4 separate regions of the Homo sapiens genome follow, and regions 1, 2 and 4 are each linked to region 3. A link is a loop called in an ENCODE intact Hi-C map of the cell type or tissue named here. Cell type or tissue: IMR-90. All regions are shown on one strand. Region 1 overlaps LPAR1 (lysophosphatidic acid receptor 1). Region 2 has its middle 170 kb from the start of LPAR1. Region 3 has its middle 29 kb from the start of MIR7702. Region 4 overlaps MUSK (muscle associated receptor tyrosine kinase).

Region 1 (8,000 bases), 380 kb after region 3:
TACCTTAAACATGCTCAGAACACTTACATTAGCCTACAGTTGGCCAAAATAATCTAACACAAAGCCTATTGTACAATAAAGTGTTGAATATCTCATCGATTTATTGAATACTGAAATGAAAGTGAAAAACAGAATGGTTGTATGGGTACCCAAAGTACAGTTTCTAAGGAATGGGTGTATCACTTTTACACTGTCATAAAGTCAAAAAATCCTAAATCAAACCATTGTAAGTCAGGGACCGTCTGTATAAGATGCCAAGTTTATAAGTACTTGGTAGGTACTATTATAAAATACATGATACATAACTTGTTTTCATCAGATTATCATATTGCCATGCTGAAATCTAAAGTCCCTGAATTAATCCTCATTGTGGCAGATCTTTATTATGTCTTGAGCAGGACCAGACCACAAGGGTCAGGACCCATGATGCTTCTAGGACTCAGTGGGGCAAGTCTCCTTTGTATTGAGTGGTGTTGCCATGTCAAAGCATGGACACAGAGAGGAGAATATCACACACTGGGGCCTGTTGGGGGTTGGGGGGCTGAGGGAGGGATAGCGTTAGGAGAAATACCCAATGTGGATGATGGGTTGATGGGTGCAGCAAACCACCATGGCACGTGTATACCTATGTAACAAACCTGCACGTTCTGCATATGTACCCCAGAACTTAAAGTATAATAATAATAATAATAATAATAATAATAATATAATAATAAGACCTTGAAAACAGATATGCAACTCACTGCTGAGATCCTTTACTTTTCTATCTTCCCTAGACAACTTTAATCCCTAAGTAATATTCCCATGACGTCTCAGTTCAGTGCTCATACTGTCTCAGTTTTTTTACAGTGCCCCAAAGCTAAAAGAAATACCTAACAGTTTCATTTATTAAATCAACTTAATAAGTATATTCAACTTAATTAGTTAATTCAACTTAATACGTATATAGGTCCTGATAAATTAGTAGCCATTTTGTAAAACAAAACCATATAAATTGAAAGAATTATCATTTTTATCTAATCCTTCATATTTACTAAGGTATGTATGCACCTGTTGGGCACTGCACAACTTTTCAAAACTTGAATTCAGATTGGAAACCACCATCTTCATTTTCTGTTCCACACTGAGTTTTATGTTTACACTTCATTTTTATTATAGCAGATATCATATTGCAAGGACATGATGTCATTGAAAGGAATGTAATGCCATTTAATGTTGAAGCGCTGAACTACTTTATGCTCGTAGTTCAGAGGGTGTCTGAGAGATGTCGAGTGTTAGCTGCCCTCAAATTAAAAATATCTAGTAGCATTCCTCTGAATTCACTGTGGCACCCCAAGGTTCCTGGGGGCACAGTTTGGGAACCAGAGTCTTACAGTATTTCTGGTTTCTGGCTTTACTTCAGTTTTGTTTTCTTTCATCTCATTGACTCTTCTTCCCCAGTTCCTACTTTTATTTCTTGGTTCCAGCTCTCTGGTTACTTTCTCCGCTGCTCAGGTCCGCTCTCTGCATACTCACCATCAAGCAGCAGCAGTCTCTGTAACTTCTGGACCTTTGCAGACCTAGATGCAGCCCCGTAGGCTCTGATGTGGTTTGGTAGCTGGCTGTAGGTCAATTGATGTGTTCTAAATTCTACAGGACTTCTTCAGTTCACAACTCCAGGGAGCATTACGTCCATCATAACCTGCCCTAATGGCATGCCTTTCATGTGGCTGGCCATTAGCTTCTGTCTGTGGCGGTCTCCCTGCAATGTGGGTGGGCTTGTCCTCCACATCAGGTCTCCTAGCTCACTAGGAACACTCTGCTTTATAACAACAAGACCACCTGTATGCTGAGACCACATCTCATCGCTCCTTTTCTTGGAGTATCAACCCGGAAAATGTATTTGAAACAGTTGAGTGGTTAATTGTGGACTCCGGATTAACCTGCTTAATTTTTTTTATCATAGGTTTACTACTTACTCTTTAACTTCCTGAAACTTCAGATTCCTCATCTGTAAAATAGAGATAATTGACTTCCTTCATGTGAGAATCAAATGAAAAGTTATGTGATGCCCTTTAGTCAATGTCTGACATTTATTAAATGTTAACTGTTACTATATTTTTCTGACAGTAATTTCGTAATTTACTTTTAACTATTTTAATGTCTTTAGGAACAGAGTAATAAACTACTGGCTCTTAAAGTTTAGTTTGTCAGTTCATGAGAGGAAACATAAATATTGAAAGGAAAAATACATTCATATAATTTCCTTTAATTAAACTGAGATAAGATCTTGCTCTGTCACCTATACTGGAGTACAGTGGCTAGATCACAGCTCACTGCAGCCTCAACCTCCTGGTCTCAAGCCATCGTCCTACCTCACCCTGTTTTTTGTTTTGTTTTGTTTTTTGTTTTGTTTTTTGAAACAGGGTTTTGCTCTGTCACACAGGCTGGAGTACAGTAGCGATCCTTGCTTACTGCAGCTTCAAACTCCTGGGCTCAAGGGATTCTCCCACTTTAGCCTCGTGTGCAGCTAGGACTATAGTCAAGCGCCGTAACGTCTGGCTAATTAAAAAAAAAAAAATTTGTTGTTGTTGTTGAGATGGGGTCTCATTATGTTTCCCAGGCTGGTCTGGGACTCCTGGCCTCAAGTATTCCTCCCACATCAGTCTCCCAAAGTGCTGAGAATACAGGCATGGGCCACTGTGCCTGGCCACATTTGGTTTATATATACTACAATATCTTTGTAGACATATTATCTGTGATGATTTTTATGAAATTGTAGGTATGATAGTGCAGATAGTGTTTTACCCATTTTAGAGATGGTAAAACAGATTCAGAGAGATGACGTGAATTACTGAAGGAAATTAAGTATTTGCTAGACCCCATACCCTAACCTAGGACTTGTAGTTTCAATGCTGGTGCTCATTACTTGCTATTTTGTTGCCTTTAGTATTTCAAAAGGTAAAAACAAAAGAGGAAGGGAAGAAAAAAAGGAAAAGAAGATTGTTATTCTCTGATGTCTTTTTAAACAATGAAAATTTGCTATTTCTGCTGTGTCTAGTATATATAAGTATTATAATGATTTTAATTAGTGCATAAAAATCACAACAGTTGAAAAAAATTGCCAATGCTCTCTCATTAGAAATAATTTCAAAAGATAAATTGCTTATCGACCTTACTTGAACTATGCATCCAAAGCATTGTATTCATCACTCAGAAAAGTATAATGTAAGCATTGGTAAGTTTGATTTCCAGTTGACAGAAAAATGCTTCAGAAAAAGAGACAAACTTTCCCTTCCCCCCATTCTCTACTTTTCCAAATATTCAGATGCCTAAACCTTCCACCCATGCTAGAGCTGTTGCTGCCTAACCACCTTCTGGGCACAATGGCATGGAAATACATAATCAGGGTATAATTTTGTGCAGGGCAGAGAGAACATGCTATTATGGAATCAAGTCTCAGCTGAATAGCCTGGCCTTTGGCTGTGTTTTGATCTCAGTGCTAAAATGGAAATGAAACGTTGCCTCCTCCTTTGTGGCCTATACAAAGTTTGCTGATTCTGTGCTCATTTGGTGATTTTCATGCCCAAGTAGGTGAAGGGAGAACAACTACGTACATAGATGTGCAGCTTTGGGGTTGAAGGCATTGATGTGTGTGTGCTGAGTCACTATGACAATCTAAAGAGGACTCTCTGGTGGCTGATTAGAAAATTGTGGAAGTTACAGGCTGTCTGGGTTAAACATTTCCTGGTTTATTGGAGGCAGATTTCCTTGGGCCAGCAAGCATTGAAACTCCCACAGTGGTGTCATGTGATGGTTCTCCAGCGAAGCATTTTGGATATGGTGACAGCTGCTTTAGTTTAAGTATCTGGAACATCTAATGTGGGAGAACTTGGCTAAGTGATGTGAGAAGTTAAGAGAGGAGTCTGAAGTTTCCGTTACATTTTTTTCTGTTTAGTGGATTAAAAGGCAATTCCCATGCAAATTGTCTCTGTCTTTAGGTGTTGTATTCATTTTCTATGCTACATCGCAAATTGTCACAGACTTAGTGGTTTAAAACACACCCATGAATTATCTCTCAGTCTCTGTAGGTTAAAAGTCCAGGCATGCTTAGCTGGGTTCTGTGCTTGGGGTCTCACAAGCTGAAGTCTGCGTACCAGTTGGGTTGCATTCTCATGTGGAGGCTCGACTAGGGAAGGATCTGCTTCAAGTTCCTTAGGTTGCTGGTAGAATTCATTTCCTTGTGACTGTAGAATTCATGGCAACTTGCATCTTCAAGGCCAGCAATGGGCGGAGGCAGGGGGTGGGCAGAGGGAGAGAGGGAGGGAGAGATAGAGGGAGAGAGAGAGAAATCTGTACTTCTTCCAGTCTCTGGCCTCTGTGAGAGCTCACTTAAGTCAGTCCAACTGACCCAGGGTAATCTCCCTTTTGAGCAATTTATTGTCAATTTAATTACATATGCAAAACCCCTTCACTTTTGCTATTTGACAGAACCTAATCAAGGGAGTGGCATCCTATAACTGTATTCTATGGCTAGAAGCAAGTTACAGGTTCTGCTCACACACCAGGGGAAGGGGGACTACACAAGAGTGTGACTCATTTTGGAACATCTTAGGGTGTGTCCACCATAGATGTACCATTTTGAGTACAGATGGAAAAAAAAAAACCAGCTTTTCAAAAATGCTGTTTTAAAGGAATTGATGTTGTTAGGTTGAAGGCTAAAGGATGGAATGTTATGTATTTAAATGTATACTTAGTTTTTAAAAAGTTTTTGCCAGGAATATTAGTCATCTGTTAAAGAATGTATCATCTAGTACTTTCTTTTTGAAGTTTTCTTTAATTTTGGCTACAGAGACATTACTCTTCTCTGAGTCTCATATCTCTTTACCTGTTCCTTCACTTCCCCTTCCTTCATCCCTTCTGTTTGTTTTTGAAATGCTGCATCTCTAACCTGACAGTTCCTTCTGTCCACTCACCTCAAGGATGGCTAGAAATCTTATATCCAGACCGCTTACTTCCTGAACACAGTGGCATGGAAACACATAATCATGATGTAATCATGAGCCTGTACATAAGCCAGCTACTCTGTTGGGTTCAGGTTGTAACCTGAGTGTCTGCAGAATGGCCTGTGGGTGAGAGACCTTAGATTGTTTCAATCTCACTGTTAAAATATAAATGAAAATTTATTTTCTTTTTGGTATAGGAAACATGCTGGTTTCATTCATGTTGGGTGGTTCTTATGTCCAATAGCAGTCTTACATAAACAGTCTTACAGAAGTGTACAGAGTATGTGCCTGTTTATTTATACTTAATCTTTTATTTAAAAAAGGATTTGGCTGGTGCAGTGGCTCACACCTATAATTCTAGCACTTTGGGAGGCCAAAGTGGATGGATTGCTTGAGCTTAGGAGTTCGAGACCAGCCTGATGACATGGAAAAACCCCATCTCTACAAAAAAACAAACAAACAAACAAAAAACAAAAGTTAGTTGGGCATGGTGGTGCATGCCTCTTGTCCCAGCTACTTGGAAGGCTGAGTTGGAAGGATAGCATGAGGCCTGTAGGTGGAGGCTACAGTGAGCTGTGATCGTGCCACTGTACTACAGCCTGGGTGGCAGAGCGAGACCCAGTCTCAAAACAAAGTATTTAAGACAGCTTAAAAAGATGCATTCAGTTCAGAGGACAAAGTTGAGTTTAAAATAAGCAAGAAAAAGGAGGGAAAGGGAAAAAGAAATCTAAGAAAATGACATGGAGTCAGGTAAAGACATACTTTCTAGCAGTTAATGAAGATGTAAAACACAATAACGTTCATGATTTGGTGGCCATAAAGTAAAATCAGGAGAAATAACCCTTCTAAGTACTGAGTCCAAAGAGACATTTCTCATTTGGGTATTGCTCTGTGATGGATGCATCAGCTATGATGTGATGTTCTGGAGAGCTCTACATTCTTTATGGCACATTCAGTACCATGTCCCATAAAGTCATGCCATATCATTTCTCAGTGAAGGTTGGTGGTCTGTAACCAAAGTGCAGTTCAATGAAAGCAATTCTGTGGGGCTTAAAGATATAGCCCAGTCATGTGGCTTTCTAATATATTGGTTGGCTCCCTCAAGAATCAGGTTTAGCATAGTGTTTCTTAGTCTTATTAAAAACGTATTGCCCTGCCCCTGAAAAGCTTAAGAACTTTATTATTATTATTATTTTTGAGATGGAATTTCGCTCTTGTCATCTAGGCTAGAGTGCAATGGCACAATCTTGGCTCACTGCAGCCTCCACCTCCCAGGTTCAAGTGATGCTCCTTCCCCAGCCTCCCAAGTAGCTGGGATTACAGGCATGTACCACCATGCCTGGCTAATTTTTTTTTTTTTTTTGTATTTTTAGTAGAGACGAGGTTGCACTTTGTTAGCCAGGCTGGTCTTGAACTCCTGACCTCAGGTGATCCACCCGCCTTGGCTTCCCAAAGTGCTGGGATTACAGCCGTGAGCCGCTGTACCCGGCCAAGAACATTTTAAAGTTTTTTTCATACCTTAGCTTATATTTGAAAAGAAGTTATTTTATCTTCCAACTACAAAGTTATTACAATATTGACAATATACACACTCAGCACTAGTTAATCTGCCCTCAACAACCTTAAAAAAAAAAAAAAGACTTTATTTTGGCCTATCCAAAAGAATGAATTATATAGTTTTCCATGCATATTGTTACAGTTATTTTTTCCAAGTTTAAAAAATATTATCTTTGTTGCTGACATCTGGATATACCTTTTTTATAATTTCTAGTTAAAGTGAGTGGAGTTTTTTTAGGGGGTGGTTTGGGAGTAATTAGCATTCTCTAGAGAAAACTGGAGGACTTTAAAAAGACATCTGCCTCATTAGGAGGCTGTTCCACCTCAGCTACAAGACAGAAGAGGAAAAAAAGTATGGCCAACCCAAGGGTTTCTGCATAATAATAATGGTCTTCCTACGGAGGGTCTGAGTGATCCAGGCCACCTGGGTCTGAGTCACAAAGCCTGCATGCAATACTTATTATTCACTAATTTATTTCTGGTTATAAAAGTAAATCGTATCCTATGTCAATGTTTTATAGTATACAGAATCATTTAAGTAAGGTTACAAAAGTGATTCTGAACTTGACCACCACCATTTTGACATACTTCCATCCAGTGTATTTTTTTCTTGTGCCAATATAGCATAGTGGCTAAGAACAAAGGCCTCTGGAGGCATCCAGATTTAGAGTAAGATCCCAGCTCCGTCATTCCTAGCTGTATTGCCCAGAGAAGTTTCTTGACCTCTTTGAACCTCAGTTTCCTCATTTGTAAAATACAGGCAGTCCCATCTCGTAAGGTTATTGCCAGGGACTACATGAGAAGTATATTCAATGAGGTTATTAGCACAGTGCCAATTATATGACAGACCTCAGTAGATACTGGCTATTGCATGCTACATGTGTGTATACATGCATTTAAATGTATATAGTAGTATTATATAATTGATATCATACTCAAGTTTCCCTTATCCTTTAAATTTAACATCTAACATTTTAACCATAAGGTTATATCACTGTATACTTACCTGTTTGTTTGATTTTAGTCATTCATGTTATTACCATGATTTTCATATTGATAATTTGATAACTTATATTGACAGAAGTGAGAAGTAAGACACTCAGAAGTAAGCAAGAGAGGAAAAGAAGGCACACTCGTTCAATTTTTCTTCTTTCTCAGGGTAGTCAGTGTTTCGTTTTTGATGATAACGTATGGAAAAATAGCTAAAATCTACATCTAAGGAATTTAAACCATTCATATCCATTTACATCTTCATAATTCCAGAAATTTATTCTAAGAAAAATGAGTATGTACAAATATATGATTGTGGTTATATGTGTACATACACATGTGGACATATGTATGTGTGTATATATACATGTACACATTTTGAATAATATGTTCACAGATTAAATTCTAGAGATGGAATTACAGATACTTTTTTGTTGTATATTCTCTTTTTTGAGAGACAGAGTCTCA
Region 2 (8,000 bases), 440 kb after region 3:
ATAAAATGGATGGTGGAAGATAGGGAGAGGAACTATCTTTGAAAGGATAATTTAGAATGCTCTGTCTTAGAATGAGAACTGTCCTGTCAAAGCCACTCACCTTGAGCCTGAGTTGCACAGAGGTGTGCCCCTGTCAAGCTCTTGAACTTGCACTCACTCTGGTAATCAGTTCACGTCAAAACAACCCATTAGAAAAATTGGCACGCATTTAGCATATGCAGATAGGAATTTCAGACAAGATGTGTAAATGCTTAGTGAGAGAAAGCATGCCATTTGGGAAAGAAGGGCAGGTATAGACTGTGAGGATGAGGCTTGAAAGGCAGGCTGGCGTGATGACTTGAGTGATTTTGGAAGTGATTTTATCCTTGAGAATTGTGGGAAATAAGCTAAAGGATTTAAGTTTAAAAAAAAACCACACAATCTGGTTTACACTTCAGAATAAATTGGAGAAGAAAGACTGAAGGCAAAAGATAGGATCAGAGGCCGTCACATTAACTGAGACGAAAGATGAAGGTGGCAATGGAGGTGCAGAGATGAATGGATTCAGGGGTGTTTGGGACACGGTGATTGTTTGGATAAAGATGTTTTCTTAAGTTATGACCTCGAATACTGGATGGATGGACATGTGATACGTTGAGATAAGGAACATAAGAGCAATTTTACAGAGAAAAGATAATGAGTAGAGCCTTCAAATGAGAATTTTGTGGTAGGAAGGTGGCTATGTGAAACTTGAAGCTCAGGATATATCCCTGGACTGAAGACTTAGATTTTGGAGTCTGATTTTTTTCTGCTGCCATCTTGCTATATTCTTCCCTAAGATGAGAAGCACACAGCCTCGATCTGCTTGAATAAGAAGAAGGAAATGAGCTAAAACAAGGAGAAATAAAAAAAAGCAGAACTTAATATCTGAATGTATTATCCAGAAACATGTGAAGCTGTTTCTTTTCAACAAAATAAGGTTATGTACCATGTATTTGATTTTTAACTTGATAATACATTATAGATATCCATCCAAGGTTTAAGTATGTGTCTGCCTTGCTCTGCAGTTGAAGTAGAGATTATTACAGGTCATCAATGTTTTGTTTACCCCTTCTTCCTGGACTCTTGGAAAGCTACAACTCTGTTAGACAGGTTTGTGCAACTAGTTATGTCCAGTGGGCTGTGAGTGGATGTGACATCTGTCATTTCTAGACTTGATGAACTAAAATACCCCATGCTAGTTTTCAGATCTTTTTTCTCTCCCCCTCCACCTTCCAAAAGCCAAAAATAGAGGCGGCAGAATAAGAGAGTGACATCCCCATCAGCTTGAGTGACTATGTAGAGCAAACTCCCTGATGTCTCATATTGAATGGACAGCATTATCAAGTCTGAAAGGAAAATAAAATTTCACTATGAAAATCACTATGCCAAAAGGGAAAAATTCAGCTGAAATCTAAGTCATGCAAGAAACTGCTCTTCCTTTTGTCCCTAAGCACACGGCTGCAGATAAAAGGCCAGATATCTCCACAGGTAGCTACTCTATGTTCACCTTATCTTATGTAAAGTGCTGATTTACTGAGCACCAGACAAATACATAATTGGCTTTTCCCCTACCTGCTCCTTTTCTCGTGCAACACGTGGATTCAGTAATGTGACCACACCTTCTCTCTTTCCCCTCCAAACTGCGTTTCCCCTTTAAATACTGAAGCCTTTTTCTCTTTGGAGAAAGGCACACAGGACAGACTGTTTCTGTGATTTCTGTGTTCCTTTCTTCAGGGGATGTCCTTAATGTTGACAAAATAAACTTCTAAATTGATTGAGAATTGTCTCCGATAATTTCTGATTTACACAAGAAATAAGCACCTGCTCTGTTTTCAGTGAGATTTTGTCATTCATCTGCTACTGCAACATAGCTTATCCCAACTGATAAATAGTATTCAGTCTTGATGAGCATTAAAATTGACTTTTGCCTTTTCCTGATTATAGGAAATGGACATTTAATTTTTTATTTTTTGTAAAGCATACCAAAGTGCACTCCAAAAATACTGTACCAGTTTATAGTACCATAGTGTATGAGCCTACCTTTTAACCCATCTCTTCATCAGTATTGGATACTGTCAGTCTTTTAGGTTTCTTTAATTAAAAAAGAGTTTGGCCAAAAGACCCCAAAAGACTTGTAGGTTAAACAACACACTTCTAAATAACACATGGGTCAAAGAAGAAATCTCAATAAATTTAAAATTTGAACTAAATAAAAATAAAACATCAAAATTTGTGGGATGCAATGAATGCAGTGCTTAGAGGGAAATCTGTAGCAGTGCATTCATATACTAGAAAAGAAGAAAGATCTAAAATCAATAACATTCCTCCTTAGGGAACTTTTTTAAAAGAGCAAATTAAATCCAAAGTAAGCCAAAGAAAAATAATAAAAATTAGACAGAAATCAATGAAATTGAAAATAGGAAGTCAATAGAGAAAAATCAATGGGACTAAAAGCTGGTTCTTTGAAAAGAGAGAAAATTAATAAACCTCTAGCCAAGCTAAGGAAAAAAGAGAAAGTCTCCAAATTACTAAGATCAGAAAAGGAAGAGGGGACATTACTACAGATCCCATGAATATTATAAGGTAATAAAGAAATACTATAAACAACAATTCTATGTCCACAAATTTGATAACCTGGATTAAATGGACCAAATCTTTGAAAGACATCTGCCAAAACTCACACAAGAAGAAAGATAATCTGAGTCAACCTATACCTATTAAATACATTAAATCAGTAATTAATAACCTTTCAAAACAGAAAGCACTGGACCCATGTGGGTCTACTAGCGAAGAATTCTGCCAAACATTTAAAGAAGAAATTATACCAATTCTCTATAATATCTTCCAAAAGACATAAACAGAGAAAATACTTCCTAACTCAATTCTATGAAGTTAGCATTACCCTGTACCCAAACCAAAGATATTATTAAAATGAAAACAATATCTCTCATGAACATTGATACAAAAATTCTCAACAGAATATTAGCAAATTGAGTCCAAAAATGTATAAGAAAATACACTATGACCAAGTGGATTTTAATTTGGGCATGCAAGGCAGATTTAACATTAAAAAAATCAATGTAATCCATCACATCTATGGGCTAAAGTAGGAAAATCACATGACTATATCAATAGATGAAGAAAACCATTAGACAAAATTTAATATTCATTCATGATAAAAACTTTCTAACTAGGGATAGAGAGGGAACTTCCCCAACTTGATAAAGAACATCTGCAGAAAACTTACAGCTTATATCATACTTAATGGTGAGAAACTAGAAGCTTTCCCACTAAGATAAGGGACAAGGCAAGGCTATCCCCTCTCACCATTCCTTTTCAACATCATACTGGAAGTCTTATCTAATAAAATATGTTAAGAAAAGGAAATATAAGTTTCAGAAAGGAAAAATAAAACTGAGTTTAATGATTGCCTAAAAAATCTGAAGAAACTGACGAACTCCTAGAACTAATAAGCTAATATAACTATAACTAATATGGAATAAAAAAGCCCAAAATACTGACAACAACAAATGCTGGTGAAGATGTGGAACAATTGGAACTCTCATTCATTGTTGATGGGAATGCAAAATGGTATAGCCACTTTGGAAGATAGTTGGCAGTTCCTTGCAAAACATACTCTTACCATCTGACCTAGCAATAATACTCCTTGGTATCTATCTGAATGTGTTGAAAATTTATGTCCATAGAAAAACCTGCACAGAATATTTAAAGCAACTTTATTCATAATTACTGAAACTTGGAAACAATCAACATGTCCTTCAGTAGGTGAATGGATAAACTATGGCACATCCAGACCATGGAATGTTATTTAGCACTCAAAATAAATGAGCTATCAAGCCATATAAAAACATGGAGATAATTTAAATGTAGATTACTAAATAAAGGAAGCCAAACTGAAAAGTCTACATGGTTGTCCAGGTCTCTTAGTGTTTGTGGGGATGGTGGTGATGGTGGATGAAATCGTTTGTGTTAAGAATCTGTCATGTCTATAGGGCGAGGCCTAGTTAAGAATAGGGTTCAGAGGAGCCTGACTAGAGTAGAGCTTAGTCAAGGAGAGAGCCTTTGTCACTTTCTCCAAGGCTAGTAATCCAAAAAAACCAAGGCAGAAGTGGCTGTGTCTTTCCCAAGCTATTCGGGAAATCACACTCTATTACTTCCATAATATTCCACTGGTCACATGGTCAGCTCTAATTCAGTGTGCGGGGAATCACCCTAAGGCAGAAATACCAGGAGGCAAAGATCACTGGGTGCCATCTAGAAGTCTGGCTACAACAGTTTTCACTCTGCTCTCCAGTGATTTATGTTTCTCCACATGCAAAACATACTTCTTCCCCCTTCCCAGGGTACCCAATAGTCTCTCCTTTTACAGCATCATCAAAGTACAAGATCTAACCATTTGTGTTTCTACATATGGATGAGGCTCTTTGACTGTGGTTCCTTAAGGACAACCCCTCAACAGGGTTTCTCTCAATATGAAGACCTGTGAACTAAGGAGAAATAGTTATCTGTGTCCACACCCCCAACCCCATCTCCAACAAATCAAATAACTGATGGGACAGGCATAAAAAGAACCACTATAGACATTCAATAAAGGAGAGAAATGGAAGACACACGTAGGGAATCCATTATGCTATCCAACAAGAGAGCTATTGGCAGTTCCTTGATTATAACTTAAAACTTGGTAATGATTTTCCATGGTTATTAGTGCCACATTCTGAGTTCTTGTTTTGTCATTTTAGTTTTTCTATCTTCTCTATGAAAGTTAGCTTGTGTTTGCTACTAAGTTGTTTTCTTAGCCTGCTTTCAGACTGTAGAAGTCTGGGCATTCAAACGTGCTTTGCATTTTGCTGTGTCTACTTCAGTTAAACCTGACAATGATTCGATAATATATTTACCTTAAAACATTGTGGGTTTTCTATGAGTTTTATTGAGGTTTACTCCATTAAACAAAAGTGTCAACCACTAAATAACAGATCCCTTTGAAATAAGACCTTTTTATCTTTGGCTTTTGCTGAAGCTGCTGAGAAACAGAATCTTTTAGTTTCTTAGAAGCCCTACTGTTTGAATGATTCTTGGAGGCATCAACTTAGACCTTTTCCAAATCTGAACAAAATGTTTTACAGTCACAAACTTAGCTTCATTTTTAGATCATGTTTTCTTGAAATCGCCCTCAATTTGTTCTTTGCCTGAAGCTATTTTTTACTTAGCATCATTTTCCATTGTTGGAAGTGGATAGTTTTCAAACCAAACAATTCCTGGATCTTTTATATTTAACAGCACTTTCTTTAGCTCTTCTATCTTCTCTTGCATTTTACTATAAATGGCAAAAAGCAGGTAGAAAAAACCTCCAACACCCCATTTGGAAATTTCCTTAGCAAAACCACTCAGTTTATAGGTACCTCTTTTACTTTCCATGTTACTGTAGGTGTCAGCACTGCTAAACTTTATGCCCCCACCTGAAAAGGATTTCCCTTCCTTCTAGTTTCCGATATCATTTTTCTTGTTTTCCCTTAATTTTTCACCAGTAGCAGCCTTAAAGTCCGTCATTTACAACTCTGGCTTAGAAATTTCACATGATCATTTCTTTGGTATTTTTGTTAGTCTGTTCTCTCACTGTTATAAAGAACTGCTCAAGGCTGGGTAATTTATAAAGGAAAGCAGTTTAATTGACTCACAGTTCCACAGGTGCTGGGGAGGCCTCAGGAAACTTACAACAATGGTAGAAGGGTAAGCACACAGGTCCTTCTTCATATGATGGCAGGAAGGAGAAGAATGAGAACCAAGTGAAGGAGGAAGCCCCTTATAAAACCATCAGATTTCATGAGAACTTACTATCATGAGAATAACATGAGAGTGACCACCCCCGTGATTAAATTACCTCCCTCTGGATCCCTCCCACAATACATGGGGATTATGGGAACTTCAGTTCAAGATGAGATTTGTGTGGGAACACAGCCAAACCATATCATTCCATCCCTGACCCCTCCCAAATCTCATGTCTTCACATTTCAAACAAAATCATACCCTTCAACAGTCTGCCAAAGTCTTAACTTGTTCTAGCATTAACTCAAAAGTCCAAGTCCAAAGTCTTATCTGAGACAAGGCAAATCCCTTCCACCTATGAGTCTGTAAAATCAGAAGCAAATTAGTTACTTCCTAGATACAAGGAGGGTACAGGTGTTGGGTAAATACACTCATTCCAAATGAGAGAAATTGGCCAAAACCAAGAGGCTACAGACTACATGCAAGTTCAAAATCTACTATGGCAGTCATTAAACCTTAAAGTTCCAAAATGACATCCTTTGACTCCATGTCACACTGACGCAAGAGGTGGGCTCCCATGGCCTTGGGCAGCTCTACCCTGTGGCTTTGCAGGGTATAGCTCCCCTCCTGGCTTCTTTCACAGGCTGATGTTGAATGTCCATGGCTTTTCCAGGCACCTGGTGCAAGCTGTCAGTGGATCTACCATTTTGTCATCTGGAGGATGGTGGCCCTCTTCTTGCAGCTCCACTGGGCCGTGCCCCAGTAGGGACTCTGTGTGAGGGCTTCGACCCCACATTTTCCTTCCTCACCACCCTAGCAGAGGTTTTCCATGAGGGCTCCACCCATGCAGCAAACTTCTGCCTGGACATCCAGGCATTTCCATACATCCTCTGAAATATAGGCAGAGGTTCCCAAACCTCAATTCTTGACTTCTGTGCATCCGCAGGACCAACACCACGTGGAAGCTGCCAAGGCCTGGGGCTTGCACCCTTTAAAGCAATGGCCCAAGCTGTACCTTGGCCCCTTTTAGCCACTGCTGGAGCAGCTGGGATGTAGGGCACCAAGTCCCTAGGCTGCACACAGCTGGGAGGCCCTGGGCCTGGCCCACAAAACCATTTTTCCCTCCTAGGCCTCTGGGCCTGTGATGGGAGGAGCTGCTGGGAAGGTCCCTGACATGCCCTGGAGACATTTTCACCATTGTTTTGGTGATTAACATTTGACTCCTCTTACTTTTGCAAATTTCTGCAGCAAGCTAGAATTTCTCCCCAGAAAATGGGTTTTTCTTTTCTATTACATCATCAGGCTGCACATTTTTCAAACTTTTATGCTCTGCCTCCTCTTGAACACTTTGCTGCTTAGAAATTTCTTCTGCCAGAATTCGGGCAGGGTGGCTCATGCCTGTAATCCCAGCACTTTGGGAGGCCGAGGCGGGCAGATCACGAGGTCAGGAGATCAAGACCATTCTGGCCAACATGGTGAAACCCTGTCTCTACTAAAAATACAAAAATTAGCTGGGTTTGGTGGCACATGCCTCTAATCCCAGCTACTCTGGAGGCTGAGGCAGGAGACTTTCTTGAACCCAGGAAGTGGAGGTTGCAGTGAGCCAAGATTGTAACACTGCACTCTAGCCTGGCGACAGAGCAAGACTCCATCTCAAAAAAAAAAAAAAAAAGAAGTTTCTTCTGCCAGATACCCTAAATCATCTCTTTTGAAGTTCAAAGTTCCAGAGATCTCCAGGGCAGGGGCAAAATGCTGCCAGTCTCTTTGCGTAGTAAGAGTGACCTTTACTCTAGTTCCCAACAAGTTCCTTGTCTACATCTGAGACCACCTCAGCCTGGACTTTATTGTCCATATCACTATCAGCATTTTGGTCAAAGCCATTGAACAAGTCTCTAGCAAATTCCAAACTTTCCCACATCTTGCTGTCTTCTTCTGAGCCCTCCAAACTTCTGCCTGTTACCCAGTTCCAAAGTACTTCTGCATTTTTGGGTATTATTACAGCATCACCCCACTACCTGGTACCAATTTACTATATTAGTCTGTTCACACACTACTATAAAGAACTGCTTGAGGCTGAGTAATTTATAAAGGAAAGAGGTTTAATTGACTCACAGTTATGCTGGATTGGGAGGCCTCAGGAAATTTACAATCATGGCAGAAGGGAAAGCAAACATGTCCCTCTTCACATGATGGCA
Region 3 (8,000 bases):
CCCACCTATGAGTGAGAACATGCGGTGTTTGGTTTTCTGGCCTTGCGATAGTTTGCTCAGAATGTTGGTTTCCAGCTTCATCCATGTCTCTACAAAGGACATGCACTCATCCTTTTTTATGGCTGCATAGTATTCCATGGTGTATATGTGCCACATTTTCTTAATCCAGTCTATCACTGATGGACATTTGGGTTGGTTCCAAATCTTTGCTTTTGTGAATAGTGCCACAATAAACATACGTGTGCATGCGTCTTTATAGCAGCATGATTTATAATCCTTTGGGTATATTTTTAAATAGTACAAGCAGTGGGCTGGGTGCAGTGGCTCATGCCTGTAATCCCAGCACTTTGGGAGGCTGAGGTGGGAGGTTTGCTTGAGCCTAGGAGTTTGAGACCAGCCTGGGTGACATAGGGAGACCCTGTCTCTACAAATAATTAAAAAGTTAGCTGGGCATAGTGACGTGCACCTGTGGTCCCAGCTACTCGGGAGGCTGAGGTGGGAAGATTGCCTGAGCACAGGAGGTCAAGGCTGCAGTGAGTCGTGATACTCCCACTGCACTTTAGCCTGGGCAACAGAGTAAGAGCCTGTCTCTAAATAAATAAGTATGTAAATAAATAGCTAGCATAAGCAATGAACCAATATATTCTTGTAAAAACCACTAAAGTGATATGCTTTACCAGAGTTCTCCTTTGACCCCATTCCCACCCCATCCCAGCCATACTCCTAGAGTTAATTTCTCTAATTAGTTTGGCATGTATCTCTCTGGACCTTTCTTAAGTCATATTATAATAGTTCTCAACTTTACTGTGTTTGAGCATCACCTGGTGTTATGGGCTAAATCGTGTCTTCCCAGAATTTATCTGTTGAAGCCCTTGTCCCTAGTACCTCAGAATGTAATTATTTGGCAATAGGGCTTTTAAAGAGGTGATTGAGTTAAAATGAGGTTCTGATTCATACAAAGCAATATTAAAATTATGACATACTCTCAGAATATCATGCTGTAATTAAAAATGATGTATATCTGTATTTATTCAACTGGGGGAAAGTCATGTCACATGAAAAGGCAAAAATATTTATATATGAAACATTTTTATATTACTTTGAGATAGTGTGTCCTGAAACCTGTCAAGGCAAACAAACTGGAAAAAAGCTAGCATCCAAAGTTAGCAGTGGATGAAATTTACATCTAGAGACTAGCATTCCAATTTGCAAGACACATTGACAAAAAATGGGGGCTATGCCATGTTTTATGCAAGTATTTCCAGAGTACATTATCCTTGAAAAAAATTATTTCAGGTTTTCTTGTGTTTTTAAATAGCACAAGCAATGGGCCGGGCGCAGTGGCTCATGCCTGTAATCCCAGCACTTTGGGAGGCTGAAGGTCTTTATGGGAAGGAGAAATTTAGGCATACAAAGAAACACCAGAGATGCTCAGACACAGAGAGAAAATGCCATGTGAGGACACAGCGAGAAGGTGGACATTTGCAAGCCTGGGAAAGAGGCCTCATAAGAAACCAAGCCTGGCAGGGCGCGGTGGCTCACGCCTGTAATCCCAGCACTTTGGGAGGCCGAGGCAGGTGGATCACGAGGTCAGGAGTTCAAGACCAGCCTGGCCAAGATGGTGAAACCCCCAGCTCTACTAAAAATACAAAAAAAATCAGCTGGGCGCTGTGGCAGGTGCCTGTAATCCCAGCTACTTGGGAGGCTGAGGCAGGAGAATCGCTTGAACCCAGTGGGTGGAGGTTGCAGTGAGCTGAGATCATGCCACTGCACTCCAGCCTAAGTGGCAGAATGAGACTCTGTCTCAAAACAAAACAAACAAACAAACAAAAACAAGAAAAAGAAACCGAGCCTGCTGACACTTTGATCCTGGGCTTCTAGTCTCAAAACTGTGAGAAAATAAATTTCTGTTGTTTAAGCCACCCAGTTTATGGAATTTTGTTATGGCAGCCCTAGCAAACTAGTACACTAATAATCATGTTGGGAAAACATGATCCCCCAGCCCACCCTAGAAATTCTATTCAGTAGGTTTGGAGTGGAAGGTGAGAATACATATTTCTAGCAATGTCCTAGATGGGACTTTATGTTTCAGGAATGCAATATCTTCTTTTACTTCTCTTAAAATACCTTGTTTCCCTGCATAATTTTAAAAAATTATTTTAAATTTTTGTGGGTACATATTAGGTGTATATATTTATGGGGTATATGTGAGATATTTTGCTACAGGCATGCAATGTGTAATGACCACATCAGGGTAAGAGGGGTGTCTATCACCTCAAGCATTTATCCTTTCTTCTTGTTACACACAATTCAATCATACCTTTTTAGTTATTTTTAAAGTTACAATTAAGTTATTATTAACTATAGTCACTCTGCTGTGCTATCAAATACTAGATCTTATTCACTTTTTCTAACTATTTTTTTGTACCCATTAACTAACTCTACTCTCCCACCCTCCACTACCCTTCCCAACCTCTGGTAACCATCATTCTACTCTATTTCCATGAGTTCAGTTGTTTTAATTTTTAGCTCCCACAAATAAGTGAAAGCAACCTGTATAATTTCTAATTTTTCTGACTTGATTTTTTTTCCAGTTTGTTTGCCTTGACAGGTTTCAGGACATGCTATCTCAAAATAATATAAAAATGTTTCATATATAAATATTTTTGCCTTTTCATGTCACATGACTTTTCCTCAGTTGAATACAGATATATATCATTTTTAATTACTGCAAGGTATTCTGTTATGAGAGTAGGTCATAATTTTAATATTGCTTTGTATGTCTCTGAATACTCATTGTTTCTCCTCTTGAGTAACTTTAATTTGCCCAATGGTCAAGGAGCAAATTTTGTCCCAGTGTTCTCTGACTCATTATTTCCACATTGGCTGGATTCAGTCTGGATGATATTTGCTGTTCTTCATCAGCTTTGTCTTTTCTGTTTAGAATTGCCACATGTCTGTTTACTGTGGTGGAACAAAAATAAATTCTTAATTCTCTGTGATGTTGCTTTTACTAAAGACAGTCCTTGAACTCAACATCTTTAATAAGCTTTATTTACTCAAAACATGCACTCTTTTATATGACTTTCGTGCTGGTTTAAAAACTGCTGAAGATCTTTCACCATTGTGTCTTGTGGTTTTATGATATAGAACATACACACACATAAGTAAGAATTAATTCTATTAAGGCAGAATGAGTCTGCCTACCTGTACTCCCTCCTGTTTTGAAAATGGGATATTGAATCAATATCCCAAGCATGATTGACTTCATCTAAATATATTTCCAAAGCAGTACATGGAAGGAGTCTTTAAACTTTTTGAAGATAAAAAAATGAGGAGTCTACATAATCTGTTAAATAGTCAACATAAGCAGAATCATATGCAATAAACTATAAATCATATCTAGTGGGATTTTGATATTAATTTACAACTAGTGTGTAACTATGAGAGTTTGCTTTATTCTATCAGGCATAGATTTCTCTTTTCACATAATGTAGATCCTGATGATCTTCCATACAGGAGTCATGATAAAACTTCATGCAACAGAGTACCGAGATAAAAGTCCTCTTTAAAATAGTGAAGGGAATGTTGAGAACATGAGGATTCAAACAAAGAGGGGATAAGTAGTCTACATAAACTCTTGGTGAAACAAGAGAAAAATGAAGATATGAGAGCCAATATGCATGATAGATGCTCCATCTTGGGACATCAATTGGGTCCAGTAAGGAGAAATTCTTTAAAGCATGACACACTCCAGGGTTGTTAGGCGGAGTCTTTGGCTTGCTGAGTACCTTCTTGTCTGGCTTCATAGCATTCCTTTTTATGATTCCAAAGTATTGTAATTCTCAGGGATCAGAAACTTCTGGAAAGAGCCATGGTTATTTAAGCAAAGAAGATTAATTTCCAGCTTCCCAAGCTTTGGCGGAACAAAAGCACAAATTATTCCATAGAAAACTGAGGAGCCCTGGTGGCCAGAGGTCATCAGTGCTAGCGGGTGGTCAAGAAGAACTTTACAAGGAAACAACAGCCCTGGGTATTGGCTCAGAGAATAATACCGTATTACTATCACCCAAGTTCTTGCTATTCCTTCTAGCTGGTATGCTTTGGTGGCAATCCATTCTCTTCCTCCTTCTCTCTCTCTTTCTTTCAAAATGTGCATTGGTACTTTTCACTGTCTCCATACACCTTGATGCCATTGCCTCCCACTTGAATGTGATCTTTTTGTTTATTTTTATTTTTTAAAAATTTTACTTTACGTTCTGGGATACATGTGCAGAACGTGCAGGTTTGTTACATAGATATACATGTGCCGTGGTGGTTTGCTGTGCCTATCAACCCGTCATCTAGGTTTTAAGCCCCGCATGCATTAGGTATTTGTCCTAATGCTCTCCCTTCCCTTGCCCTCCACCCACTGAGAGGCCCCGGTGTGTGGTGTTCCCCTCCCTGTGTCCATGTGTTCTCATTGTTCAACTCCCACTTATGAGTGAGAACATGCGGTGTTTGGTTGTCTGCTCCTGTGTTAGTTTGCTGAGAATGATGGCTTCCAGCTTTATCCGTGTCACTGCAAAGGACATGAACTTTCTTTTTTATGGCTGCAGAATGTGATCTTTTTAATGCCCTATTATTAGTTGAAAATAATATATGTATCTTGATAAAGTAAATAGGTTTACCCCAAAAGACAAATTCCTTGATAGTTTAAAAGGATATAAATTCGTCAATGTCTTCTAATGTACTTTTCTCCAGCCTGTTATCTTTTGAACTTACACTAGGGGGCACTGTTGAGTTATAAACGCTCTCAACACTGTTTGCCTGTTTTATATTAATGCTGAACTTGCAACTCCTTTCATTTATGTCAGTATTTCACCTTCCGTACTAACAGTAGGATATGAAAAAGACGTGTGGATTTGCTTCCAGCACAGAAAAAAATAATGATGACTTAGAACAGTGCTTGTTGGAAGGTGGGGAAAGAAAAAAAAATGCATATTTGTGAAGGAGTGCTAATTTTTTTTTCTTTTGGCATTTTTGGATTATAAATTCACATTAGTGATACAGCCAATATACAAACCACAGTTGTAGCAACCAGAGAAAGAAACAGGATATGACCCCTTTTGTAAGATGCTCATAATATTCCCAAGGAGGCAGGAGAAAACTCCATTCATCTGTAGTTTATTCAGAATGTTCTTTTCTGTTGCTTGTCATTTTGGAATGGATTTAACTGTTGCTAAAAAGTTACAGGAACAACAGCCTCATAGCTAGAAATCATCTGTTTCTTTACAAAACAAGTTCATCTCAGATCAGCCACATGACTTGCCCCAGCAGTGCCCAGCCCTCTGACCCGAGTCTTGCTGGAACAGCATCTCTTTTGGGACTGAGAAAGAATTTACGTTCTAAGTTCTTCCTGCTATTTCCAAGTTTGGTGCCTGCTGTGATGGAGAGTTCTTTTTCCTTTAAACCAGATACTGAAAAGTAAACCTAAAAACCCAAATCCATTCAACAGAGAATTAAATGTGCAGATTTGGGATAAAATAAGCCACAAATATTTGACCACTATCATGATATACCAGTGCAAAAATTTACAAAAATTGGCCAGGATGATTGAGTTTTCTCAGTAGTAAAGCTAACGTAGCATCTAAACTGTTTGCAATATTATTTAAGCTGAACTTCAAAAGATTCTTACATTAATTTTTGACCTTTTGTATTAAGAGTCAGATCTAAGTCTGTTTTATTATCTATACTTAATATAATTATTATCATTTTACAAATATTTTAGAAATGATATGCCCTCATTAACTTCCATTAAAAACCATTTATTAAAAACACACATTTGTTTATGTAGTCGCTATGCACAACCCGTTTTTTGTGATTCTTGTTGACCCCATGTCCACTCTCCACTAGGCACCAAATATACCCAGGTTTGCATCCCAGCCCAGCGGGTGTATTTGATTCTCTGAGTCTCACATTAATGAGGATAATAATACCTTCATCATAGTGGCTTTGTACGAATTAAATGACGCATTAATGTAGAGTAGCCAAGTTGGCAAAGTATTCAATGGGATCTAGTGTGCTCCTTTTTGTATTCACTTAAGAACGGCAATGATGTAATATACAGAAACAATGGGTCCAATCTGCTGCATTGTTGTGTGTTCCCATATGATCCTAGAAAAGTATCACAAAGGCAAAAAAAAAAATTAGAAAGGGGGAATGCTTATTTCTTACATTATGATGTCAAAGAAAAAAACATATATGCTGTTTAAAACCTAGAATAAATTTGAACTATTTATAGAATAAATTTGAGCTATTTATACTCCTGAATATTTTAATCAGTTTTGTGAATAACTTTAGATCAAAGAAATGAATCAAATAATCAACAGAAATACAGTCTGCATTTTTTTAATGCTTCAAATTCATATTTAGAACATTTGAGTACTTCATACTTACATGAAGTACAGCCATTTTGGAAAACAGCGTGGAGGTTCCTCAAAAAACTAAAAATAGAATTGCCATGTGATCCAGCAATTCCACTTCTGAGTATATATCCAAAGGAAATGAAATCAGCATGTTGTAGACATAGCTACATTCCCGTGTTCATTGCAGCATCATTCACAATAGCCAAGGTATGGAAACAACCAAAGTGCCCACTAATGGATGAATGGATTAAAAAACTGTGGTATATGTATACAATGGAATACTATTTAGCCTTTAAAAAGCAGAAAATTCTGTCATTTGCAACAACATGGATGAACCTGGAGGGAATTATGCTAAGTAAAATAAGCCAGGCCCAGGGTGACAAATACCACATGATCTCACTTATATGTGGAGTTTTGAAAAAGTTGAACTTGTAGAAATAATGAGTAGAATGATAGTTACCAGAGGCTGGGAATTGGGGAGGTAGATAGGGAAAGAGGAGATATTGTCAAAAGACACAAAGTTTCGATTAGACAGGAGGAATAAGTTCTGGTGATCTATGCACAGCATGTTAACTATAGTTAGTAATAATGCACTGCATACTTTAAATAGCTAAAAGAGAGGACTTTAAATGTTCTGGCCACAAAAATGGCAAATATTTGAGGTGATGGATATGGTAAATAGCCTGTTAAGTGTAACAGTGTATACATGTATTGAAACATCACATCATACCCTGTAAATAGATACAATAAAAACAGGAAAAAAGATAGTTTACATTTCTAATTACATTAATTAATGCAAAGGAAAAGTTAAAGAAAGGCATTGTAATAAAAGTGCGTTTTCTTAATTTAAAAAATATGAAAAAATATAAAAAATAAATTTTGAAAAGGTAGTAGGGCTTGAGGTCCAAAGGGTACAAATGAATGTAGTATAAATGGATATAAAGAAAATAGTTTTTCTTTCTTCCTTGTACTCCACTATCCATTGTCCTTCCCAGAGGCAGCCTCTGATAGATTTTTGGGTGTCTTTCTATGGAGAGAGATAGACCAATGGATATAAATATGGATATAGTTATAGATGTAGACATAATCTTTTCACACATTTGGGATATGTCTTTAGGATAAATTACTAGAAGAAATTGCTGATCAAAGTCTTTGTGCATTTTTAATGGTTATATGGCTACATTGCCCTCTGTAGAGGTTGAGAGGGCAATGTAGCCATATAACTATTATAAATATATATCTTTCTCTCTATAATTCCATACACGCATATGCACATAAATATATATTCTTATCAGCAATGCCTATATGCTTCAACAGCATTTTTTTGATCATCCGTTATTTTATAGGTTAAAATATTTTAGTGTAGCTTTATGACAGAAAGGGTTCTTTTTTTTTTTTTTTTTTTTTTTTTTTGAGACAGGGTCTCACTCTGTCACTCAGCCTGGAGTGCAATGGTGCGATCATGGCTCACTGCAGCCTCAATCTCCTGGGCTCAGGTGATCCTTTCACCTCAGCCTCCTGAGTGGTTGGAACTACAGGCACATGGCACCATGCCTGGCTAGTTTTTGTATTTTCAGTAGAGGCAGGATTTTG
Region 4 (8,000 bases), 550 kb after region 3:
CCAAGGATTCCCTGACATCCTGCCTCTCTTGTTCTGCTGTTGTATTTTGTGTATGCTTCTGCAATAGAATACAGCCAGTGCCATAATATACGTGACTGACTGACTTCCTTCTAGATGCAGAGTCCCTGGAAGGCAGGACCCATTTTTAAATTAACTTTTCATCTCTTACTCTACCCAACACAATGGGCGTCATCTAGAGTATTTGATAAATGCATGTAAAAGTGCTTTATAAACAGCAAAGTGCTATGTAAATAGTAATTCTTATTACTATTTATATTATATGATTATACTATTACTTATTATGTGATATTATTATTATTTGTTAAATTGAGTTGAATTTACTTTTAGAAGACTTTTCATTTTCTGGGAGAAATAATTTCCCACCTGTGGAAATGCTAGAATAACTGATATGGTGTCTGAAGACATGGTAGGCAGAGATATCACTGGGGGGAGAAAGGAGAGGGAACCTTAATTTTGAAGTCTTCCTTTTCCTTCATAGGCAGTCCCAGAGGGCCAGCCTTGTCCAGTGCTCCTTATCATTTATCTGTGGTTTTTATTCACCTCATATTACAAATCACAGACATTACTGGAAAGTTCCCCATCAGGGAAGATCAAAGAGGTGGCACTGTAATAAGAAACAGCAGGCTGTGGGGAGTTGGCCCTAGGCACAAGCTCTATCCGTGCTTGCCTTACATGTCAGGCCAAGCACCTCTCTCCTGACCCTTGAGCCCTAGGCACGCTATGAATCTAATATGCCTGGCATTTCCTGATACAGGGATTATTTCCATCTCTAGGAATTCTATAAATGTTCTCAGAAGCCTTTGGGACATTTACATTTTAAAAATAAACCTTTAGAACTCAACACAAACATCCTAGAAATCCGTGTGTCAGCCTTTTTCTTGAAAACACCTGTAAGACCTGCTGTGGCTTGCTGAAGCAGGGAAGGGAAAGACCACAGGGATCATGCTCACAGGTAAAAATGCCCGCAAGAAATAGCCATGCAGAAATTGGCATGACCATGTTGAATGTCTGCCAACTTTCTCCATGAGAGACTTGGAAAGTTTGATCAACCAAAAGAGAGAACGAGGAGTGGGGAAAAGGAAAGGAAATTAAAGAAAAGGAAAAGAGGGAGGGAGGGAAGGGAAGAGGGAGGGAGGGAAGGAGGGAGGAATGAAGGAGGGAATAAGGGAAGGAAGGAAAGAAGGAAGGAAAAAAGGGAGCGAGGGAGGGAAGGAGGGAGGGAGGAAAGAGAAATGGAGAAAAGGAAAAAAGATAAGAAAAACAAGAAGGAAGGAAGAAGTGAGTTCCTGGAAGCTGTTACCTACCACTTGGGTAGGTATTGAGGATTTAGTTTTCCAGGCAGCAAATCTGCCAAAATCCATATCTAGGTCACCTCCGGAGTATCCCCATGGGGGAGGAAATAGCCCAAATGCAACTGAAATAAGAGATAAAAGAAAAGGGAGATTTTCTCCAATGCTCGATATTGTAGAATAGTATCAACTCTCCCCTCTCCTGGAACAACGCAAATGTGAAGGGGCATCCTACCTGCTATGCTGATGGTGGCTGCAGCCTTGGCAGTACTGAACTTCTCCCCATGCTTATTGGTAGCTATGCATGTGTAGAGTCCTGGCTTGGTGATAAACAGCTGCAGTCTTGAGTCAATCACTCGGTCTTTCACACTCTCTTGAATGGACCCAGAAGAAACCTGACAGAGTAAAGGAAAATAAAAGAACTCAGTCAAGGATTTCCCACTATACTATGTCAGTAGATTTGAAGGGAAAAGCATTAAGATTATAATCAAGTGCATGTGGTACACTGCAAACATAGCCAAAAGATTTTCCCTCCCTGTGTCCATGCCCTTGCAATGTGACTTTGTAGCTCTTCCCTCAAGAAGTAGCATTTTCCTCCATAATTTGAATCTAGATTAGCCTTGTGATGTGTTTTGGAATGAATGAGCAGAAACTAACGTTCTTGCACATTGTGGCTTGCTTTCTTGTTTATGGAACCTGGGACTGCCTATAAACAAGCAAGAGCCAGCATGGTAGAAGATGAAACACACCTGGCCCGTTTATCCCCTCTGCCCCAGGTGGGAACCAACAACAACCATCCAAGGTACGCATAAGGCTATTCTGAACCAACTACCACCTTTTCAATCTGCCGATCACAGGAACTTGACCAGCCAAGATCAGGCAGTCCTGCCCAGCAGCAAAACCAAATCAGCAAAACCACCCAGTTGAACCACAGACTTGTGAGCACTAATAGTTATTGGTTTAAGTCACTAAGCTTTGGGCTGATTTGTGATACAACCATAGATAACCAATACAAGGCATGAATTATATACGGTGTGGATCCTCTGATATATGTCTTCAGTGTCCTACAGATGACAGTTAAGTATGAGAGGTTGCAGACTTAAGGACTTATTTTCATAACTCCTGTTCAGTTCCCCATAAATGCATGTCAGATAGGTGGATGGTTGTCAGGAAAAATGGTTGTGAAGCCAAGTCTGTCTCTGAGGCATGACATACATAATACATACATAATACCTCAAGGTCACCGAAAACATCCTTAGTAGGAAACAGAAGCAGTTTTTAAACTGCCTGACCTCTCTTCTCCTGGACTTCATCCAGGTGTTGAAATAGTTCAACACGTCAGGAAGTTCATGCAGGAGGTACTACTTAAACCAGAAAATCAAATGTCCTTAAAGAGCCAAGATATCAATGCAATATTGACACACAATTAACAGCTTAATTTATACAAATGCATATATATTAGTCAACATTACTCCAACTCTGTAGGAAAGATAGCTGCCCAGCACATTTTACAAGGTTGCATAGTTAGAATTTGCATCCTAGCGTGTCTGACACCAAAGCCTATGCTTTTAATCATTATGTTACAGTGCCTTCCCTAGTCCTAGAAGAGAGAACAAATGAGCAGTCATTAGAAAACAAGAGTAACAACTACCTTAACAAATCAACCAACCATGAACAAAATACATATCTGACAAATGTCATTGTTAAGGTGGTGGCATTTTTTTTAAATGGTGGTTCTTTTTTCACTGTTTTCTTGAGCACAATACCACCTTTTCAATAACTAATCTTTAATTAACGCTGCTTATATCAGGGAAACATGATGCCAATTGAGGGAAACTGGAGTGAAATGACAGTTAAGGAATCAGCTGGTGTTATGCTTTGACTTTATCTTAAAGGAGTGGAGGTACGTCCCATGTTGGCCTGAGCTTGGCTGCTTGGCTGAAAGAGATTCCTGTGTCCAGTATTAGGGAATGAGGCTGAGAATGAGACATTTTGGAGCCAATTATTTTATTGTGTTGCATGAGAAAGGATTTTCACAGTTTGACTAGCCAGGAAGAAGAAAGCTCTGAGGTAAGGCCAGCTTTCTTCCTAGCTGCCAGGTGGCTGGCTATCCCTGGCACCAAGCACTGTGTAGCAATCATGCAGTGAACGTTTGTCCAACTAGCTTTTTATTCTTTACCTTCAGTACTAGTCTCAATTCTTATGATAAAAACTGGCTTATGTGAGTATCAATTTACCTTCACTGGGAATCTTTCCAGGTCAGATCAAGTATTGTGGCATTTTCCCCAGATGAGCAACCTAGACTCTATAAGAAATTTACAAAGTGAAGAGAAAAATGTTTTTAAGAGACATGCACTCAGTTGGGAATTCAAACTAAACTCATCATTATCATATTTATCAGAAGTGCAATGTCTCATTGTATGAGTATCCCAGTTAGATCAAGGGGACTGAAAATATTTGGACTCCCTTGAATTTTAATACAAAGCAACAATAAGAAAAAAAGCTAAAGACCCCAAGCCTCTATGCTCAATCAACAGACTTTATGTTATTTTGTATTTTATATTTTGTTTATATATCTCTTTCCAGTTTAGATAAGCAAAAGCAGAACAGTTTGCAAAATCCTTTGGAAAGACAGTTCCCTCCTGCAAGAAGTAGGAATGTGCAATGCCTTAGAGACAACTTTGAAGCAAGGAATCTCCCCAAATGTTGCCCTAAGTCCCACTGTTTTCATGTTCACACCTAAGAAAGTCATTCTTAAACACCTCCTCAAGGTCACTGAAAACATCCTTAGTAGGAAAGAGAAGCAATTTTTAAACTGCCTGACGTCTCTTCTCCTGGACTTCATCCAGGTGTTGAAATAGTTCAGCAAAGAGACCAACACTTTAGGAGGTTCATGCTTGAGTACAAAGTGACTCCTGAATGCTTTTCCCCCTGCTTCCAGAGGCCTTGCTTGATTCAGTTTGTGACTCACGCACAGCAGGCCCCATTAGTCATAGTTTGAATTTGTTTTTCTTTCTTCATGGATGGTTCTGATCAACAGTTTAGTATTTTTGATGATCTGAAAATAAAAACAAATCCCTCTGCCCTCCATTTTGATATTTTTTCGCACCTCAGGTTTCAAAGATCAAAGGGGTGGGTCCAGATTAGTACTGTGAGCTTTTACCAAGGTATGCCTAAGCAAAACAGATTACTTAATTGAGGTGACTACGTCTGGTAGTTACAGGAAATGCATGATTTTCTCCAAGTCACTCAGGTATATGGACCTGAGGGAGCTGGAGACACAGCTCCCTGCTCTGGGTGTGATGTTCTGTCTTTCTAAGTTAGCTGTAACTATGTGAGGAGATGGACTTGTTAATTTGCTTGACTATAGTAATCATTTCACTGTATATGTTTATCTAAACATCATGTTTTGTACCTTAAATGTATACAATAAAGATCACAATAAAACTTTTTTTTCTAAAAAGAGGCAGTAGGATAGGAAGCTCTATTAAATAGGCATAATAATTCATGCCTGACATAATGTGTGTAAAAACTCTTTGAAGGTGATTGAGCAGTTATAGACCTGTGGAGTACTTCTTAATGTATCATTAATACATTACTAATGCGGTCTTGAGAGAATCCACCCCCAGCTATGGATAATCCGATAATTTTATGATTTGACCTTAGCTAGGGAAGACCTCTGAAAGGTATTCTGGCCTCAATGGCCCTGTCTTGCAGATAGTTCCAGCTGGCTGGAAATATCCTGTGGAACTGTTAGAATATGGCCCAGGGCCGGGTGCAGTGGCTCATGCCTGTAATCCCAGCGCTTTGGAAGACCAAGGCAGGCAGATCACGAGGTTAGGAGATCAAGACCATCCTGGCTCACATGGTGAAACCCTGTCTCTACTAAGAATACAAAAAGTTAGCTGGGCTTGATGGCACCCACCTGTAGTCCCAGCTACTCCAGAGGCTGAGGCAGGAGCATTGCTTGAACCCAGGAGGTGGAGGTTGCAGTGAGCTGAGATCGCGCCACTGCACTCCAGCCTCATGACAGAGCAAGACTCCATCTTGGGGAAAAAAATAAAAAAAAAAAAAAGGATGTTGCCCAGTAGGGTTCATGTTTATGCAGTTGTAATAATGTCTGTTTATGAATCATAGAAAAAGGGATAATAAACCAAGAGACATTTCCATAGTTTTTCTGATTAATGTAGCCACAAATATTAATTAGCCTCTTTCAAACTGGCTGCTGAATTATTCCACATAAGACTTGTTACATGTAATTATTTTGGTTTACACAGCTAGTAAGATAAAAGGACTTCACAGGTCATATATTTTAAAGCAAAACTACTGCCTCTTAAAAATATGTCTAAATATAGATATGCCTCCCTTTAAGAAAATTCTAAAAGACAACCTTCAACCTAGGTGATTTGGCTGTTTATTTTATAAAATTCTTCTAACAAGTTAAAATTATTCAACTTCTACAATATTTTAGAAATTATATTTATTGGACAAAGCAAGAGGGACATGAAATTTTTCTATATTTTTTAGTTGCATGCCAAAATAACAGAGATATTACTGGTATAACTATAAATAAATCTGGTTATAAAAATACAAATAATTTTCTTTTTAAAAAGTAAGCTCTGCTCTTTCCATGCCAAACTACTATTTCCAAGATTGTAAAACAAAAGGAATGTTACTATTCACTCTGAACTTCATCTGTGAATTCAGATTTCCACAAAAAATGCTTGGTATTTCCATAGGAGGAAAGCAAGATAGTTTCTAATCACTTTGGGACACGTTGCTGGACTTTCTCCTGCTCTTTGGCTCTAACTGTTAAGGGTTTTGGTTCACTGGCAGGTTCACAGCAGGGGAGAAAGGGAGCACTCACTTCTTTCAGAGTACCCATTGTACTGAGCAGCGTGCTATGGCATTAGTTTACTAACTCGTAGTGAGTGAAGAGCCACAGTTCAAACTCTGTTTCATTCTGTGCCAAATATCTCCCAGCTCTGCGTTCGTCTTTGTTCATTCCACCAAAAATGATATCAGGACTATAGGATTCTCTGTGTTCTCCTCCATGGGATTTCTGGTTTGCAACTTTTACAACATTAAATGCCTGACATTGCCTCCATGTCCTGTGATTTGCGTCAATGTGGACAGTCATCTTGATTTCCTTTCAGACTTGGGTAGAATTACCAAGAACTAAACTTGGCTCTAAGAGCAGCACACACTCTCTGACCGTAAGAACTGCGGATGTACTTTTGCTTTCTTCCTGGATGAAAGTCACTTTGTTTGTTTTATTCCTGTTTTAGAATCTGAGGTGATAAATCTATTTTGCCTTTCACTTTTTGTGAGTCACATGTTGAATGAATAAGTTGGGGTCTCAATAAGGCCTCAACTATCTTAAACTATCCTACTCTTGTTATTCCTAAACTTCGACAGAGAATAATCATTTATCTTCCATTTATAACCTCATATGAATCTTTTGAAAATACTAGAAATTTAAAAAGTATATACCTTTCCATTTTCTTTATTACTATTTTTACATAGACAAATTAGTGAAGTTATATTGTCAGTCTCCCAATTTTATTTTGTTTATTTTTTGAGATGGAGTTTCTCTCTGTTGCCCAGACTGGAGTGCAGTGGCGCAATCTTGGCTCACTGTAACCTCCACCTCCTGGATTCAAGTGATTCTTCTGCCTCAGCCTCCCAAGTAGCTGGGACTACAGACATGTGCCACCACGCCTGACTAAATTTTTTGTATTTTTAGTAGATACGAGGTTTTCACCGTGTTAGCCAGGATGGTCTCCATCCTGACCTCATAATCCTCCCACCTTGGCCTCCAAAAGTGCTGGGATTACAGGAGTGAGTCACCGCACCCGGCCCAGTCTCCAAATTTTCTTAGGATGTCTTTATACTCCCTTGACAGGCTTAAGACTATAACAGTTTCCACAGAGGAGCCAAAAAACACATTGACAAATAAGAATCAAATTTTAAATGACACTTGAAACGTTCTTAGAGAGGTAAAGAACAGGCACTCCAAGTTACTTTATCATAACTGGACAAAATTAGAGAACATTAGCCCTGATGTCTCTAATTATACCATTAGAGATCATCTTTGACAGCCACCTGACGTCTGTGTTAGTGTAGATAGATATGAGAAAATCAGTGTCTGAGTTGTAAACGGACCCCAAAATCACATTAACTAAAGAGGGGCATTTACAACCTCAGTCTTCCAACTCCCCATCTAATTCTCATTCTACCATGCCTCAAGTTACAAGCTGGAAAAGCACGTTCATTTGTTTGTGTACTGTATTTGAAGGGATGTAGGATAGACAGATAAAATGAAACAATTTTATTAACAAATTACGAAAAAAATGATTTTGTTCAAGTAACAGAAAAAAGACTTCAGCGAAAACAATAGTGAAAGTGACAATAATAAATGAATTATATGACTTGGAGGGTGCCATTGCCATAAGACATTCTTTGTTATTGGGGTAGCCATAGAATTTGGCATTTTTTTTCCTGTTTTACAACATCCAACTAAAATTTCACACATTGACGCACTTTGTTCCCCACTTCCTTCTCTCCCTTTCCCTTCTTCCCTTTCTTATCTTATGTCCTAGTTCTCACCTTTTGGGGCTACAGCCAATCAGTCTTCCTAGGGCACCCTGCTTTAGAGAGACAAGGGTGGGGCCAGGTACAAGTATAGAG

The links. Peaks named below come from ENCODE experiments on the same cell type or tissue, not always from the same donor. Only the 100,000 strongest peaks of a DNase experiment are listed, where the experiment ranks them.
Region 1: it touches region 3 in a loop (4-fold over the local background); 2 of 110 quality-filtered maps call a loop at or near these places.
Region 2: a loop joins it to region 3, with 4 times the contacts of the local background. A loop is called at or near these places in 4 of 110 quality-filtered maps.
Region 4: it touches region 3 in a loop (4-fold over the local background); 4 of 110 quality-filtered maps call a loop at or near these places.

Annotation. Positions count from the first base shown.
Region 1 is chr9:110,915,532-110,923,531 of GRCh38, reverse strand. All of the region lies in intron 5 of LPAR1 (lysophosphatidic acid receptor 1), which reads left to right. Among named protein-coding and RNA genes, the nearest start is that of LPAR1, 120 kb to the left of the region's middle. RefSeq lists an enhancer at 7,973-8,000. In IMR-90, no CTCF peak of the experiment used is centred here; DNase peaks (open chromatin) are centred at 3,631, 4,621, 5,031 and 6,971; H3K4me3 peaks cover 299 bases; H3K27ac peaks cover 4,315 bases.
Region 2 is chr9:110,860,485-110,868,484 of GRCh38, reverse strand. No RefSeq gene overlaps it. Among named protein-coding and RNA genes, the nearest start is that of LPAR1, 170 kb to the left of the region's middle. In IMR-90, no CTCF peak of the experiment used is centred here; no DNase peak of the experiment used is centred here.
Region 3 is chr9:111,296,308-111,304,307 of GRCh38, reverse strand. No RefSeq gene overlaps it. Among named protein-coding and RNA genes, the nearest start is that of MIR7702, 29 kb to the right of the region's middle. In IMR-90, a CTCF peak has its summit at 4,772 (motif pointing right); DNase peaks (open chromatin) are centred at 2,877 and 4,827; H3K27ac peaks cover 546 bases.
Region 4 is chr9:110,741,346-110,749,345 of GRCh38, reverse strand. It overlaps MUSK (muscle associated receptor tyrosine kinase), which reads right to left. Exons shown (of 15, transcript NM_005592.4): 7 at 1,546-1,705. Among named protein-coding and RNA genes, the nearest start is that of MUSK, 77 kb to the right of the region's middle. In IMR-90, no CTCF peak of the experiment used is centred here; DNase peaks (open chromatin) are centred at 3,565, 4,225 and 6,485; H3K4me3 peaks cover 728 bases; H3K27ac peaks cover 4,809 bases.